2 separate regions of the Homo sapiens genome follow, and region 1 is linked to region 2. A link is an interaction called in ENCODE POLR2A ChIA-PET data of the cell type or tissue named here. Cell type or tissue: GM12878. All regions are shown on one strand. Links, peaks and the distances in the headings refer to the core of each region. The heading gives the core; the rest is flanking DNA. Region 1 holds the start of TBX21 (T-box transcription factor 21). Region 2 overlaps KPNB1-DT (KPNB1 divergent transcript).

What was found. ChIA-PET counts read pairs that join two places held together with the same protein. Peaks named below come from ENCODE experiments on the same cell type or tissue, not always from the same donor. Only the 100,000 strongest peaks of a DNase experiment are listed, where the experiment ranks them.
Region 1: POLR2A ChIA-PET joins it to region 2 with 5 read pairs; 6 of 35 experiments call an interaction of 5 or more read pairs at or near these places.

Annotation. Positions count from the first base shown.
Region 1 is chr17:47,731,512-47,740,775 of GRCh38, reverse strand. TBX21 (T-box transcription factor 21) reads right to left here and starts at 7,540. Exons shown (of 6, transcript NM_013351.2): 1 at 6,831-7,540. The coding sequence starts at 7,321. RefSeq lists an enhancer at 6,752-6,801, silencers at 6,982-7,151, 7,182-7,721 and a promoter at 7,533-9,264. In GM12878, for the core only: a CTCF peak has its summit at 7,640 (motif pointing left); DNase peaks (open chromatin) are centred at 5,095 and 7,586; H3K4me3 peaks cover 4,903 bases; H3K27ac peaks cover 3,877 bases.
Region 2 is chr17:47,623,976-47,631,975 of GRCh38, reverse strand. KPNB1-DT (KPNB1 divergent transcript) reads left to right here. Exons shown (of 4, transcript NR_171700.1): 3 at 5,349-5,429. Among named protein-coding and RNA genes, the nearest start is that of KPNB1-DT, 21 kb to the left of the region's middle. In GM12878, for the core only: no CTCF peak of the experiment used is centred there; no DNase peak of the experiment used is centred there.

The DNA.
Region 1 (9,264 bases), core at 693-8,692, 110 kb before region 2:
TGACCCTGGATAAGTTAATTCTCAAGCCAAATCTCAGTTTCTTTTTGAAATGGAGTTTCGCTCTGTCATGCAGGCTGGAGTGCAGTGGCGTGATCTCAGCTCACTCTAACCTCCACCTTCCAGGTTCAAGTGATTCTCCTGCCTCAGCCTCCCAAGAGCTGGGACTACAGGCATGTGCCACCATACCCGGCTAATTTTTGTATTTTTAGTAGAGATGGAGTTTCACGTTGGCCAAGCTGGTCTCGAACTCCTGACCTCAAGTGGTCTACCCGCCTCAGGTTTCCAAAGTGCTGGGATTATAGACATGGGCCACTGCACCCAGCCCAAATCTCAGTTTCTTCACATGTAAATGGAGAGTCTAACTCCTGTCCATCTTTCCTCTGAAAGCTGTTAAAAAGTTCGAAAGATGGCCCAGCACAGTGGCTCACACTCGTAATCCCAGCACTTTGTGAGGCCGAGGAGGGTGGATTTCCTGAGCTCAGGAGTTCGAGACCAGCCTGGCCAACATAGTGAAACCCCATATTTACTAAAAATACAGAAAATTAGCCTGGTGTGGTGGCATGCACCTGTAGTCCCAGCTACTTTGGAGGCTGAGGCAAGGAGAATCGCTTGAACCTGGGAGGCGAAGGTTGCGGTGACCCGAGATGGCGCCACTGCACTCCAGCCTGGGCAACAGTGTGAGACTCCATCTCAAAGAAAAAATAAAAAATAAAATGTTATTTCCAATTTTATATTTGAAGAAACTGACGCTCCGAGAGGTTTGGTGACGGTCCTCGGTGGGAGAGCAGAGGTGAGGTCTTCTGACTGCAGAGTGCATGCTGTGCTCTGTGGTCCCCATTTCTTCATATTCATTTTTTTCTTTCTTTTTTTTTAGACAGAGTCTCGCTCTGTCCCCCAGGCTGGAGTGCAGTGGTGTGATCTCGGCTCACTGCAACCTCTGCCTCCCAGGTTCAAGAGATTCTCCTTGACTACAGGCACCCAACACTGCGCCTGGCTAATTTTTTTTTTTTTTTTGAGACGGAGTCTCGCTCTGTTGCCCAGGCTGTAGTGCAGTGGTGTGATCTTGGCTCACTGCAAGCTCCGCCTCCAAGGTTCACGCCATTATTCTCCTGCCTCAGCCTCCCGAGTAGCTGGGACTACAGGCGCCCGCCACCACACCTGGCTAATTTTTGTACTTTTAGTAGAGACGGGGTTTCACCATGTTAATCAAGCTGGTCTCGAACTCCTGACCTCAGGTGATCCACTGGCCTCGACCTCCCAAAGTGCTGGGATTACAGGGGTGAGCCACCGCGCCAGGCCATACTGATTTTTTTTTAAGAGATGGAGTCTGCTATGCTGCACAGGCTCTGCTCAAATGCCTGGGCACAGGCAATCCTCCTGCCTTGGCCTCCCGAGTCACCCGAGCGGGGTTATAGGTGCTCACCACCATGCCCAGCTCATCCTGTTTTTATCACTAGTAGAGGGAAATGGAGACACAGGAAGAGGCTGGGGAAAAGGGAGAAGAGAAAGGAGATCTCGGTTTCTCCCTAAAAGTCTAGAATCACCACCAGCTGGAATCCCAAAATAGCCCCTGATTTACATGACACTTTGCTGGGAAGGAACCGAGAGTGGTGATGGGTCTGGTGTCAAATTGAGCGTCCCTAAAGGCCACTTACCATCCCACCCTCATAAGACAGGGTCCAAGACCCCAAATTCCTCTGCTGGCCCTAAGAACTAAGTAGCCTTGGGATGGTTCACAGGGTCGTCATACCTCTCCCAGATTCGGAGCTCCTGGCACAGGCTCTGCTTCACTGTAATTAAGTGCAAATTAAAATAGCAAGGAGATAGATAGTTCTTCTCAGTCATATTGGTCAATGTTTAAAAATTGATAATATTGGCCCGGCGTGGTGGCTCACGCCTGTAATCCCAGCACTTTGGGAGGCCGAGGCAGGTGGATCACCTGAGGTCAGGAGTTTGAGACCAGCCTGGGTAACATGGTGAAACCCCATCTCTATTAAAAATACAAAAATTAGCCAGGCGTGGTGGTGCATGCCGGTAATCCCAGCTACTTGGGAGGCTGAGGTGGGAGAATCGCTTGAACCTGGGAGGCGGAGGTTGCGGTGAGCAGAGATCATGCCACTGCACTTCAGCCTGGGCAACAGAACGAGACTTTGTCTCAAAAAAAAAAAAAATGTGATAATATCTACTGCTGATGAGGCTGTGAGAAAATGGGTCCTCTCATAGACTATTGGTGTGGGCGTAAATTGGTAGCACCTTTTGGGAGGGTATTCTGGCAATGTGTCGTACCTACCAAAGTACAAAATGTGCTTGGGCATCAAGGGAACTCCTCGTCTTACCAACCTCAGATCCACTTAATAGACTCAGACAGCCACTGGCAAACAGCCAGACAAAAAGCAAAGCTGCAGCCTGGGCAACATAGTGAGACCCCATCTCTACAAAAAATAGAAACAATTAGCCGGACATGGTGATGTGCGCCTATAGTCCCAGTTTCTCAGGAGGCTGGGATGGGAGGATTGCTTGAGCCCAGCAGGTTGAGGCTGCAGTGAGCCATAATCGCACCACTGCACTCCAGCGTGGGTGACAGAGCAAGACCATGTCTCATTTAAAAAAAATTTTTAATTAAAGTTGTTTTCACTTGCCCCAAGACAAATGAAACCAGTTAAGCATGCTTAAGCCTAAAAAAAATGTTTTTAGCTGGGCACAATGGCTCATGCCTGTAATCCCAGCACTTTGGGAGGCTGAGGCGGGAGATTGCTTGAGATCAGGGATTTGAGACCGCCTGGGCAACACAGTAATATTCTGTCTCCATAAAAAATAAATTAAAAAAAATTTTTTAAGATCTGAAAAGTTGGGCCAGGTGCGGTGGCTCACACCTGTAATCCCAGCACTTTGAGAGGCCGAGGCGGGGGATCACTTGAAGTCAGGTGTTTGGGACCAGCCTGGCCAACATGGCGAAACCCCGTCTCTACTAAAAATACATAAATTAGCTGGGCTTGGTGGCTTCTGCCTGTAATCCCAGCTACTTGGGAGGCTGAGGCAGGAGAATCACTTGAACCTGGGAGGTGCAGGTTGCAGTGAGCCAAGATTGAGCCACTGCACTCCAGCCTGGGGGACAGAGTGAGACTCCATCTCAAAAAAAAAAAAAGATGTAGAAAGTTATCGACTAAAGTTATCTATGTGGGAGGTTCAAGTCCACTTCCTGGCCCATGAAAAATATTACAAATAAAAAAATTAAAGTTCTTGGAGTTGGGAAAGTGGAGACAAAAAAAAATTGTAATGACTGTGAGGATAGCAAGGATAGTGTGGGACTGAAATTGTTGTTTTACCAACCTCTGTCTTCACATGCACAAATCCAAATGCAGATTGAGCTTAACACAACACAGCTACCCAAAGTTATCTTAATTATAATAATCAACCAATCACACCCAGAAAGTGGGGATTGCCAGCAATTAATACACACCCACACACCCACAGAGACACAGGCCTCTCTCTTCCTCTACTGAGAATGTCTACCATCAACTATTATATACTCGCCAACACATTCGCAACACACACACACTGCCACACAGAAACCCTCGCACAAGCCTGTGTGGGGCATTATCAGGCTGCCCCAAATCTCCAGACACAAACGTAGACACCAAAGTCTCCTACTGGGATAATCCACCGTTTTGTTCTCAGTTCCCCTCTCTCAGCCCCATCTGAGCTGCCTTGATCAATCTCCAGACCCAGGAATCACCCCCTGTGCCCTGCCCCATTTCTGCCCGTTGGGAAGAGCATGCCACTGGCGCTGGTCAATACCGAGGGATAGATCCAGGGTGGGTGGGAGAGGAAGAATCCGGGACGGCGTGAGTCAGCTCAAGGCAAAAAGCCGTGGGGCTGTAGGCTGTAGGTGGGCCTGAGGTGGGAGAACCTTTCAAAAAGGAAGAAGGTCATGGGTGATGTGGTGTGACTGGTGGGTCACTGGAACCCACGGAGGGATAGGCCAGCCCACAAAAGCAGGAAGACGGAAAGGAAGCTGTGCTATAAGCCCAAAAGCCTGTTTTGAGAGGAAATGGCCACTGATTTCCCAGATCTCAGGAGCCCAAGCTGAGAAGGTATGGAGGTAACCTGGGGCTAGTGGGACTGAATTGGGGTTGTGTGTCCTCTGTCCCCTCCATGGCAGCGTGGGGTCTATGAAGCCTGATCCAAGAAAAAGCACCAAAAGAAACAGTGAAGAGCCACTGCCTCCTTCAACAGGGACCCCGCGTATGGAGCCCCTCAGAATGGAGCAAAAAGTGTGAGGATTGGAAAACACACACACACACACATTTATGAAGCAATCAGAGAAGCTTGGTGATATTTAGGAAATTCTTTTCAGGTTTGCTAATGGTAATGCATTCATTTTAAAAAGTCATTTTTAGAGGTGCAGAGATAAAATAATATCTAGAATGTACTTAGTAATTACTATATTACTAATATAGTTGCAGACAGAAGAAGCGAAGTGAGGATGCAGAAACAAGATTGGACCCATATTGACAACTGTGGAAGCTGGGGATGGAAGTCTGTTACATTCTTCTGTCCATGTTTGTATGTAGTGGAATTTTTCATAATAAAAAAATGTAAGTGTATGTATCTAAAAGGGGGACAAAAAAACTTGTCAAGTGAGAATTACTCAGCAGGAACACCAAGGAAAGGAGGCCATGGGAGTAGAGATGGTGATACACACTTCGAGAATCATCCCCTCAAGTGCCTCCCTGAAGTGCTCTACAGCCTCCCTGAAGCTGGCTCTACAGGCAGAGAGGCAGCCCCCTAGCACTGGCCAACTCCCTAGAGTGCTGGCTGATGCTCCATCCACCCCATCCCTCAAGACTGGCAGGAGGAGGCAGAGGCCTGGCAGAGGCTGTGGGGAGACCCCAGCAAGGGCCCAGGGTGGGAAGTCCTCCTGACCACACAACAGAGTGGAAGGTTAAGAGGCCCCACTTCTGGTCTGCTGTGTGATGGAGTGCAAGCCCCTAGCTGACCCTGCAACTCAGTGACCTCAACTGTAAAATGGGGAGACTGCTTGGCCTACCTAACGCACAGTGAAATAATGGAAGTGAAAGCACTCTGAATGCATCAGGGCCTTCAGAGAGCGTGGGTGGCTGTTTTTACTGGTGGCCGTAGGGGGCCAGAGAAAGAAACCCAAGCAAATACTATCTGGGCTGTAGTGCCAGCTCTGCCTGCAATGAGTGTGTTGTGTGACCTTGGAAGAGTCTCTTGCTATCTCTGGGCCTGTTTCCCTGTCTGTGCAGTGAGAGGGACAGGATCTTCTGGGTCCCTTCCAATTCAGACACATTGGGACCAGAAGCTTGGGCTGTGTCTGGGTACACCCAAAGGGTGACTAGGGTTGGGGGGAGCAGAGAGAAATTATCAGAAGGCTTAAGAGATGAAGGCTGAGCCATCAAAGAACACGCCAACTTTCCTGGGTTCATCCCAGGGAAAGTGGAACAGCTCAGTAACTTGAAGCCAGTTGTGGCTGGCAACAGGTTCCCCAGTCCCAGGCTACCCCACAAAAATCATCTGGAGGGAAGAATGTTCCAGCAATGCCCAGATCGAATACCAACCTCTGGGGTCCAACATGGCCTTCTCCCTCTCCCCTCCACCCCAAGCCCCACGTTTGGTATCCACACCTCTCGGACCTGGGACCCAGCATCCCAGGTCCACCAATGACAACAGCCCTTCCACACTGGTCCTCGCTGGTCCCCTGCTCACATGGGCCGCACTGGGAAGGGTGGGTGCGCACAGCCCACATCAGACACAGTCCACTCCGGGGGTTGCTTACTAAACAAATACCACACAAGTCACAGGTTTCTGTTTCTTTCCTTGCGCAGGAGGCTCTATCCGGAAGCAGCACCCTCAGCCCCAAACTCTCCCCATCACGCACGGGGCTCAGGAACCCTGAGCCATGAAGCCATGGGACACCCCTTCCCCACTTCTCCAGGCTGAACCGGTGAATTTCTGGACAGGAGTGTGGGGAAGGTTTTCACTGGACCAGCCTCAAAGGGTGCAGTGTGGGGCTGGCTACCAGGCTGGACCCCTGGGTGAGCTTCATCTGCCCAGCCCGTGGGCATTTGTGCCTGGAAGGGATCTGTGCCCCCTACAAGCTTTACTGCACTAGCCCCCATACACACACACCCACACACACATACACACACACACACACACACACACACACACACACACACACACACACACACACACACCAGACATATGATCTCAAAGTAAGACCGGAAAGGAAACTTGGCGACTGCTTCTCCATGTCACCAAATCCCAATCTCCCCCCGTACACACACACCACCACCACCGCTACCACCACCACTACCACCACTAAAGCTGACCTGAGCACACCAGCAGCAAAGGAGCCGGGGGAGGTGGGCGCAGGGGGCCCGGAGATAAGGGGCTCCCTTCCCCTCCAGTTTCCCACACAGGAGGCCCAGGCGTCCTGTCCGCCCAGAGCACAGGCTTTCACTGCCCGCTGCGACTCCTCTACAGTAGAGAGTGGGGCAGGGGCGCACACCAATTCTAGGTGAAGCCACAGTCACCCTTCCCCTAAATCAAGGTGACTTCTCACTGTCCCGCACTCACCCGTCTCCCTTGTGAGTCCTCTGGCTGTTGGTGCAACAGCCTGGGCACAGACGCCCCTCCGGAGCTTTCCCTGTCCTCCTAACAACCCCATTCCCCTGTCTCCCTACGCTGAAGCCAAAGCAGTGAGGGACACGGAGTCAGAAGCATTGTCGAGCCAGAAAAACAGACGAGACGTTCTTGTTCCGGCGCGGGCACAGAGGCCCCAAGGGCCGGCGCGCCGCACTCACCGTCCCTGCTTGGTGATGATCATCTCTGTCTGGTGCTGATTAAACTTGGACCACAACAGGTGGTTGTTGAGCGCGACCCTCAGTTTCCCCGACACCTCCAGTCCCGCGGGTAGCGCGTAGTCCTCACGCGGCCCCGGGTAGAGCCCGGCGCGCGGGTCCGGGGCGGCGTAGCCCTCGCCCGGCTGGTAGCCCTCGGCGTCCGCGGGCGGCGGGAAGGACTCGCCCGCGCCGGGGAAGCCGGCCGCCTGGGGTCGCGGCGGGTAGGCGTAGGCTCCAAGGAAGCGGCTCGGCGGGGCGGGCACCAAGGCGCCCCCCGGGTAGGGAGACCCCAGGCTGCCGCCCCCGCGACGCTCGTCCGCGTCCTGCGCGCCCGGCTCCGGGTAGAAGTAGCGGTGCTGCGGGTCGGCGCCAGGCGCCCGGCCCTCGTCGCTCCCCGGCATCGGCTCGGTGCCCGTCAGCATGTCTCCGCAACCCGGCTCCACGATGCCCATCCGGGGCGGGCTGGCACCTTCCCGTAGCCGTCGAGGACCCGCCCCTCCGCGCGCGAGAGGGTCGCGTGGGCTGGGATGGGCAGGGAGCAGGGGGCGGGGGACCCGAGGGCCGGGTGGGGGACCCCACCGGAGCCCGGGCTCTGACGCCTGGCTTCTACGCCCTCGTCCGGCAGGCGCGCGGCAGCTCTCGGGCTTCCTCTCCAGCGGGCCGCTGTCACTAGAGTCGCAGCGCTTTGCTGTGGCTTTATGAAGCTCTCCGGCTCCCCCCCACTCCGCCACCTCGGCCCTGCTCCGCCTCGCCCCACCCCGCCCTCTCGTGGCTAATACTAGGCAAATTCTACGCTCTTGGCGAGTACTGCAGGGCCCCCCATGGTGGAGAGAAGCGAGAGCCTGCGCGCACCCTGTAGTTCGAAGATCTTGCTTTCTGGGAGTGTCAGCTCCGCTGCCTGACACACCAGCCCGTGGCTCTCTTCTGGACCCTCGGGGAAATTCAGCCCAGCTTTGAAGTCTCAGCTCAAAGGCCCTCTCCTACAGGAAGCCTTCCGAGATGGCCCAAGTGGGACTCGCTGGGCATTCTCCTGGCACTCAGAGGCTCGGAGCACGGGCACACTAGAAGCAACTTTGACCATGAACATTCAATCGATCTTTATTGATACCTACTGTGTGCCCAGACTCTGTGCTAAGTGACCTTTCGGGTTGCCCTCTTTCTCCCCACCAGAGGTCCACATGTGCTGAGTTGGCTGCATCTTGTAGCTCTAGCCCTGGGGGCAGACCTGGAACCTGATGGACAACAGGAAATGTTCCTTAAAGCGCACTGCATCAGCAGCAGCCAGGGGTTTGCAGGGCCCTGAGCTGGGCCTGGCAGGGCCCACAAAAGCTCCCCTACCCTGCATGGCAGTCATGGGCACTGGAAGTAGCATTGGGCTGCCAGTGCTGAGAGTCCCAGGTCTGGCTCTGCCTGCCAGGTATATGTGACCCAGGCAAGTCATTTTCCTTGCCTGAAAGTCAACCTCACGTGCCTCATCCATAGACTGGGGGAAATAAACAGATCTACTTTTCAGGGGGGCTGCAAGCCTTACATGAGAGGGTGTACGTGTGCAGCACTTTCCAATCTATTATTATACCTGGATGGAAAAGCTGCTTTGAACAGATTCAGAGCCGGCTGACAGGAAGGAAACCCACCACATGCTCTGAAGGGCTGCCTCGGAGATAGGACGATGGAGGCTTTTCTTTCTCCATTTTCCTTTTATGTTAACTAATGTATTAGACTCCTTTTATGATGAAAACTATCCGTTTCCCCCCCCCCAATTGAAAATAGCATCATTGGGAGTTTTCCTGTGTATAAAGATGAAACATACTTATATAGGAAATTTAAGCAGCACAGAAAAGTAAAAACAAGACTGTATAAATCACCCCAAATTCCACCCCCTAAAGCCAAACAGGATTAACATTTCAGTGAACACCCTCTGAGACCTCACTCCTTATATACTCTCTGTCTCTGTCTTTTGCACACATGCACAAATATATAATTTATATAAACACTACACATGCTGCTTTATAATGTGTACTTTTTTTTCACTCCACAAGGTGTCATGGAATATTTTGCATATCAGTATATAGATAAAGATTTACATTTTTAAGAGTACTTTGAAAAATACTTTAATATTTTTGTCATGTTAAAGTTTAACTTCTCCTCTCTCTACCTTCACCCCAGTCCTCCCCAGTTCTCCCCTGGGAACTGGCCCCAGCTCTACATTTCTGTCCCAGCCTGACAGGGCTTCACCCTTAGGGGCCTATGGGGACTCTCTGCTCCCAAATAGAGCTGAACCAAGAGGCAAGTTGGCAGGCAAAGGCAAAGCTGGGGACTCCAGGAGGTGGGCATGACCCAGGGAGGCTTGGGGGAGAGAGAATCAGCACATCTTTTGAGGTTGGAGACCGGATAC
Region 2 (8,000 bases), core at 1-8,000:
GGATTACAGGTATGAGTCACTGTGCTCGGCCGAGTATCCTCTTTTTTTTTTTTTTGAGACAGGGTCTTGCTCAGTCACCCAGGGAGGAGTGCAGTGGCTGGACCACATCTCATGTACCTGAACTTCCTGGGCTCATGCGATCCTCCCACCTCAGTCTCCCAAGTAGTTGGGACTATGGGCGCATGCCACCACGCCTAGCTAATTTTTTTTTTTAAGTAGATACTGGGTCTCACTATGTTACCTAGGTTGGTCTTGAACTCCTGAGCTTAAGCGATCCTCCCACCTCAGCCTCACAAAGCGCTGGGATCACAGGTATGAGCTACTGCACCCAGCCCATCTTGGATTTCTTTTGCTTTTTTTTTTGAGACAGAGTTTTGCTCTTGTTGTCCAGGCTGGAGTGCAATAGCACTGCCTCGGCTCACTGCAACCTCCATCTCCCAGGTACAAGGGATTCTCCTGCCTCAGCCTCCCGAGTAGCTGGGATTACAGGCGCCCGCCACCATGCCTGTCTAATTTTTTTGTATTTTTAGTAAAGACGGGGGTTCACCATGTTGGCCAGGCTGGTCTCGAACTCCTGACCTCAGGTGATCTGCCTGACTCGGCCTCCCAAAGTGCTGGGATTACAGGCGTGAGCCACCGCGCCCAGCCCTCTTTTGCTTTCTTAAATAGGTCTGCTTCCTTCTAACTACAGGCCCGTTGCACATGCTGTTTCTTCTGCTAATAACACTTTTTCTCTCCTCTTTGCCTGGCAACTACTCATCTTTCATGTTTCAGTTTAACATTTCTCCAGGGAGACTTTCCTGAACCTTCAGGCTACTTTGAACTGTCTGGTATAGCACACTAAACTTCCCACTCCAGAGTTGGCACACTTAAAATTACTCATTCGATATCTCTTGTCGCTGCTAGATTGTAAGCTCCATTAGGGCAGAGACCAAGTCTACCTTATTTGATACTGTAGCCTCAATATCTAGTATAATAGGCATTTCCTTCTGCAGTAAAAGCTTTTGCAACTATGTAGTGTCTGCCATCTGAATCCCATAGCCATTGAACAAATCCATCAGAACCTTGCCTTGAATACTGCACTCAGGTTTAATGCTGTGGGGCTTTTCTGATAAGGTTCTTGTGATAACCAAGGTCTTTTGATCAGTGGCCAAAATGCACACCCGTCCCATCAGATAGCAGCCTGTGAGGCTGGAGCACAGTGCTGCTGTATTATTTGATAATGACTAGAAAAGGCTGGTCCCCTTCTCACCAGCCTTCTGTGATGCTTATGTACCAATGAGAACGTTTGCCCAGCATCTTAGTGGGGATGGCTAAGTTTGGATCCTAGAGAACAGGAACATTTAAAGCTACCTAGATTATTCCTATCTCAGGTCTTTCCTGGGTTTAGTGCACACTTGGGGCATTTCTGGATGGATGGCACATTTGTTTTATTTGTTGGAAGCAGTGAGGTGTAGTCACCAAGTTAACAGGGGTAAGCCTAGGAGTCAGGGCAACACAGTTGCTCAGGCTGGCGTGGCAGGTGTCAGCAGGTAAGCAAGCCCCAGTGGGAGGAACGCATGGCCTCATTCAACAGTGTCAGCAAGCTGAAGTCCCTGCACATTGGGAACCTATGAGAAGAATACCCTCACCCCCCTTTTTTTCAAACCAGTCACATCTCTCTTCACCAAAATCTTTGTGAAATTCATCATCATATAACTTCCTGAATCTAGTTAATGGTGATATTAACCAAAATTTGTAGCTCAACACCCAGGCAACAGTGTATAGGATTGCAAGTGTTAGTTCCAAATATAGTGCAGTTCACATCTCCAGTGAGGGAAGTACATTGAGTGAATTCATTACATGAGCCACTTAAACTAATTGAACCAGGAACTTAAAGTCACGTTCTTCAAATGTGTGCAGTCCACAAAACTGGCATTTAACATCAGGAAGTCAGGCTGGAAAACATTCATGAACCAGTGACTCTAAACAAGGAAGAAACACTTCTCAAGGTATGCATTTGCCAGCTGTTACTTTGTTCACAAGTAGTCTTTGGTGATTAGCTTCGTGACTTAGGACACGGGTGGCAGCTCTGAGCATGGCACATTTAGTTTCATACAGCAAAGACTGAAAACACGTGGCACTGGTTACGTGGTCAGACAAGTGAAGGAGGCACAGCCTATCTTCATTACTAAAAATATTCAAAATGCATAGAGTATAAAAACGTAGAGGAGTTTGTAAGAAGAGAGTCACTTTTTTTTCCTTCAATTTTTGGAAAATGAATACGACATGTATTACATTCATGAAAAATAAAATTTTAAATGAATAGGGGTTAGTGATAAAATGTTCTTAGGTGATCAGCAATTTGTTACAAGATTAGTAAAAATGTAACTTTGTTTTTTGGAGACAGGGTCTCATTTTGTTGCCCAGGCTCTATAGTGCAGTGGCACGAACATGGCTCACTGCCGCCTCCACCTCCTGGACTCAAGTGATCTCCCAACCTCAGTCTTCTAAGCAGTTGGGGCTACAGGTGTGTGCTACCACACTCAGTTAATTTTTTCAATCTTTTGTAGAGACAGAGTCTCACCATGTTGCCCAAGCTATTACTTTCAGTGATACACAAAAAAATACACTTGGATATATGAGGTGTAGCTCAGGGTGGTCCAATAGAACTTTCCTGAGTGATGAATATGATTTATATCTGTGCTGTTCAATACAGTAGCCACTAGCCTTATGTGGCTGCTGCGCAGTTGATTTGTGGCTAGTGCAACCAGGCAACTTTTTTCTTGAGACAGAGTCTTGCCCTGTTACCCAGGCTGGAGTGCAGTGGCATGGAGTGCAATCTCCGCCTCCTGGGCTCAAGCAATTCATCTGCCTCAGCCTCCTTAGTAGTTGGGATTACAGGCATGCGCCTGGTTAATTTTTGTATTTTTAGTAGAGACGGGGTTTCACCATGTTGTCCAGGCTGGTCTTGAACTCAAGTGATCCACCTGCCTTGGCCTCCCAAAGTGCTGGGATTACAGGCATGAGCCAGCCCCAAGCAACTTTTTATTTAATTCTAATTAATTTAAATAGCTGTGAATGGCTAGTAGCTACTGTATTGGTCACATAGGTCTTCCATTTGCTGAGAGTAAGAAATTAAGAGAAGGCCAGGTTTGGTAGCCAAGAGATCTAAGTCATGTACTATTTCGTTGTTTATCCAATAGTCTGTCTACTCTGTTACTGTTATAAGAATGAACTAAGAGGCCAGGCGCAGTGGCTCACGCCTGTAATCCCAGCACTTTGGGAGGCCCAGGTGGGCGGTCAGGAGTTCAAGACCAGCCTGGCCAGCATGGCGAAACCTCATGTCTACTAAAAATACAAAAATTAGCCAGACAGGTGGTGCATGCCTGTAAGCCCAGCTACTTGGGTGGCTGAAGGTGGGAGAATCGCTTGACCCTGGGAGGCGGAGGTTGCAGTGAGCCAAGATCACGCCATTGCACTCCAGCCTGGGCAACAGAGCAAGACTCCATCTCAAAAAAAAAAAAAATGAACTAAGGCGGGGCAAGATGGCTCATGCCTGTAATCCCAGTAACTTGGGATCACGTGAGCCTAGGAGTTCGAGACAAGCCTGGGCAACATGGTGAAACCCCACCTCCACAAAATTAACAAATTAAATTAGTGGGTGTGGTGGCACACACCTCTAGTCCCAGCTACTCAGGAGGCTGAGGTGGGAGGATCCCTTAAGCCCAGAAGTTCAAGGCTGCAGTGAGCCAGGATCGCACCACTGCGCAGTGAGCCAGGATCGCACCACTGCACTCCAGCCTGGGTGACAAAGAGATCATCTCAAGACAAAAAAGAAGAAAACAAAGAACTTCTTTACACTTGTAGAGGGCACAGTATTAACTTCATCCTATCACATCCCTTTACATTCTGACTTACAAGTGCTCTGCTGATAGAAGAGGAAATTGACCTGTTAGAAAAGCAACAGCAATCTCATCCATTCTCATTCATCTCAAATATTTTAAGTGCTTTGTACATTTTCTTGTAAGTTGTTTCCTTCCATCTCCCTTCTATTATTTTGTATGGTGTTCTTGAGACTTCTCCCACTAACCTAATAGCCACTCCACATACTGATTTTTTCTTCTCCTTATTTTTATTACTATTATTTTTGTTTGTTTGAGACAGGGTTTTGCTCTCACCCAGGATGGAGTGCAGTGGTGCCATCCTGACTCACTGTAGCCTCAACTTCCTGGGCTCCAGCGATCCTCTTCCCACCTCAGCCTCCTGAGTAGCTGGGACCACAGGCATATACCACTATGCCTGGCTAATTTTTTTGTATTTTGTATAACGAGACGGGGTTTCGTTATGTTGCCCAGGCTGGTCTTGAACTCCTGAGCTCAAGCAATCCACCCACCTCGGCTTTCCAAAGTGCTGGGATTACAGGCATGAGCCACCCCCCCGGCCCTATTATTGAGACAGGGTCTCACTGTCACCCAGCCTGGAGTGCAGTGGTGTGACCATAGGTCAGTGCAGCCTAAGCCTCCTGAGTAGCTGGGACTACAGGCACATGCCAACATGCCCAGCTAATTTTTTTTCTTTTAGTAGAGATGGAGTTTTACCATGTGGCCAAGGCTGGTCTCAATCTCCTGAGCTCAAGTGATCCTCCCACCTTGGCCTCCCAAAGTGCCGGGATTACAGGTGTGAGCTACCATGCCTGCACCTCCTTAACTATTTTTTATTTTTTTGAGATAGGGTCTTGCCTTGTCACCCAGGCTGGAGTGCAGTGGCATGATCTCGGCTCACTGCAACCTCCTGCTGGGCTCAAGCGATTCTCCTGCCTCAGCCTCCCAGGTAGCTGGGACTACGGGAGCATACCACCACACCCAGCTAATGTTTGTATTTTTTGTAGAGATGGGGTTTCACTATGTTGTCCAGGCTGGTCTCAAACTCCTGGGCTCAAGTGATCCGCCTGCCTCAGCCTCCCAAAGTGCTGGGATTACAGGCGTGAGCCACGGTGCCTGGCCCCCTGCTTAACTTTAAAAGTACAGGCTAATAAACATTAAGGAAGAGAATGTCCAGATGAGTACAAATAATGCAAGGTAATCAGTGCCCTATTAAGAGTTGCCCAGAATTGCAGTGTAACGTAATACACCTGTAAAATTTGTCAAATTGGTGATGAAGGTTAAAGGTGGTTAGAGTAGGGGTAGGGGATGTCTCAGAGGACCATATTGGTACTGTCAGCCAAACCACGGCAAGGATTATTTTTTTCTTCCTGGTAGTCATCTTAATTGATGTATAGTATATCTGCTGTTAGCTGCTACAACCTCCCTGAGAAAGCACAGATCATGACAGTAAACTATGTTCATTCTCTGCCAATTCCTCCCCAGTGTTGGAAACAGAAGCCCAGTAGTGAAAGCTACAGCTGCCATATACTTGCAGTGGAATCACAGGAGCAATCACAGGTCTTTGTAAGTGGCAGTAACAACTCACTTGACTTTCCTTCACCTGACACTGTCACCTATCACAACACTGGCCATCAAACTGGTAGAACAACCAGTCCTCTGATTTGGTTTCCTAGGGAAGGCAGTTGTTCGGCTCAATGTTTTGTTAACATCAAGGCTCTTATTCTTGCATTTGAAACCAAACACCTCAATCATTTTGCTTGCACCAGGGTTGGTACAAGAAGGCACGGTCCTTCTTGGGTGGGTATTTTGCATTGTCACAAATACTCTTATTTAGAGAAAACCAACTCTGAAACCCTAAAACTAGTATCTAGTAAAGGAAGAGATTCAGTTCTATCAAGCAATATATTTTTCAGTCAAGAGTGACGCTGTAAGTATAGATTCAGCAGTATAAACATATTACCAAAAGCTTGGATTTTTATTTATGCATTTTATTTTTGAGATGGAGTTTCGCTCTTGTTGCCCAGGCTGGAGTGCAATGGCGCGATCTCGGCTCACTGTGACCTGCGCCTCCCGGGTTCAAGCAATTCTCCTGCCTCAGCCTCCCAAGTAGCTGGGATTACAGGCATGCGCCACCACACCCGGCTAATTTTTTTTTTTTTTTTTTTTTTTTTAGTAGAGACAGGGTTTCTCCATGTTGGTCAGGCTAGTCTCAAACTCCCGACCTCAGGTGAACTGCCCGCCTGGGCCTCCCAAGTGCTGGGAATACTGGCGTGAGCCACCGCGCCTGGCCTGTTTATTTTAAAATTAATTGTTTTTTTTTGAGAGGGAATCTTGCTCTGTTACCCAGGCTGGAGTGCAGTGGTGCAATCTCAGCTCACTGCAACCTCTGCCTCCTGGGTTCAAGTAGATTCTCTCACCTCAGACTCCCGAGTAGCTGGGATTATAGGCATGCACCACCACACCGACTAATTTTTGTATTTTTAGCAGAGACGGGGTTTCGCCATGTTGGCCAGGCTGGTCTTGATCTCCTGACCTCAGGTAATCCACCTGCCTTGGTAAGTGTTGGGATTACAAGCATGAGCCACTGTGCCCGGCCCACTTGCTTTTATTTAATAACTTGCTAAAAAATAAAAACAAAAAACATTAGCACTTACATGTGGCTCCATGATGTCTTTCTGGTAATTCTGGAAACTTTTTGGGTTATAGAATTTGAAGAATCTATTTAGAGCTATAGAACTCCTCTTAATCCTCCCCAAGTTGTACTCAACAGATTTATTCCTTGCTCCCTAAAACCTATCCTTAGAAATTGCAAGTTGAGAATTCACCCCACCACTGCCCACTGTTCCAAAAAGCTTTACTGAATCTCATTAATGAAAAATAATGTAAAACTCTCCATAGGAGGCATTAACATACTTGTTTCTTCCAAACCTTCTGATTTCCACTAAAATTTGTAACCAAAATATATTAGGAAAAAGTAATTAAGCTTTAATGCTATTGCCTGGCCCAGTCTAACTATGATCTTTTAATTGTGGAGACATGGCAGTTCCCTGAAAGACCACAGCCTTTGGAGACTAGCAAACCTGGCTTGATCACTGGTTGATAGTTATTTTGCTGTATTAATTTGCCTTACTTTTCTGAGTCTGCATTCTCATCTGTAAAATGGGTGTATGACTTATGATAGGGAGCTATTTGAAAAACAAAACATCTGACACAGAAAAGGCTGAATTAAAACCTTTAGAGACCCAAAGCAGCAGGGCTATTGTGCCCAAATCACTCAAGGTATTGGTAGGAAAGAACACAAACTGAGGAAGGTTTAATAAAGGACTATTTACAGAGACATGGACAGAGTGCAGGAAAATCAATGAAGAATAATGGCGTAATCCAGGGCTGGTAACTAAGTCCTTTTTTTTTTTTTTTTTTTTTTTTTTGAGACAGTCTCGCTCTGTTGCCCAGGCTGGAGTGCAGTGGCACGATCTCAGCTCACTGCAGCCTCTGCCTCCCAGGCTCAAGCAATTCTTGTGCCTCAGCCTCTCAAGTAGCTGGTATTACAGACATGCATCACCATGCTTGGCCAATTTTTGTATTTTTAGTAGAAACAGGGGTTTCATCATGTTGACCAGGCTGGTCTGAAACTCCTGACCTCAGGTGATCTGTCTACCTCAGCCTCCCAAAGTGCTGGGATTACAGGTGTGAGTGACCGCACCCAGCTTGAGTCTTCTTTTTTTTTTTTGGAGACGGAGTTTCACTCTTGTTGCCCAGGCTGGAGTGCAGTGGCACGGTCTTGGCTCACTGCAACCTCTGCCTCCTGGGTTCTGGCAATTCTCCTGCCTCAGCCTCCCGAGTAGCTGGGATTACAGGCATGCGCCACCATGCCCAGCTAATTTTTGTATTTTTAGTAGAGACGGGGTTTCACCATGTTGGCCAGGCTGGTCTTGAATTCTTGACCTCAGGTGATCTACCCGTCTCGGCCTCCCAAAGTGCTGGGATTACAAGCGTGAGCCACCGCACCCAGCTCTCGAGTTCTCCTTTCTTTCTATTCCTAGATGTGAAGGAGCAAAGAGAAGGAGCCAGAAGCTAGAGGGGGCTGCTTGGTAAGAGCTGTGGTCTTTGCTAAAGGGACACAGACAACCCATG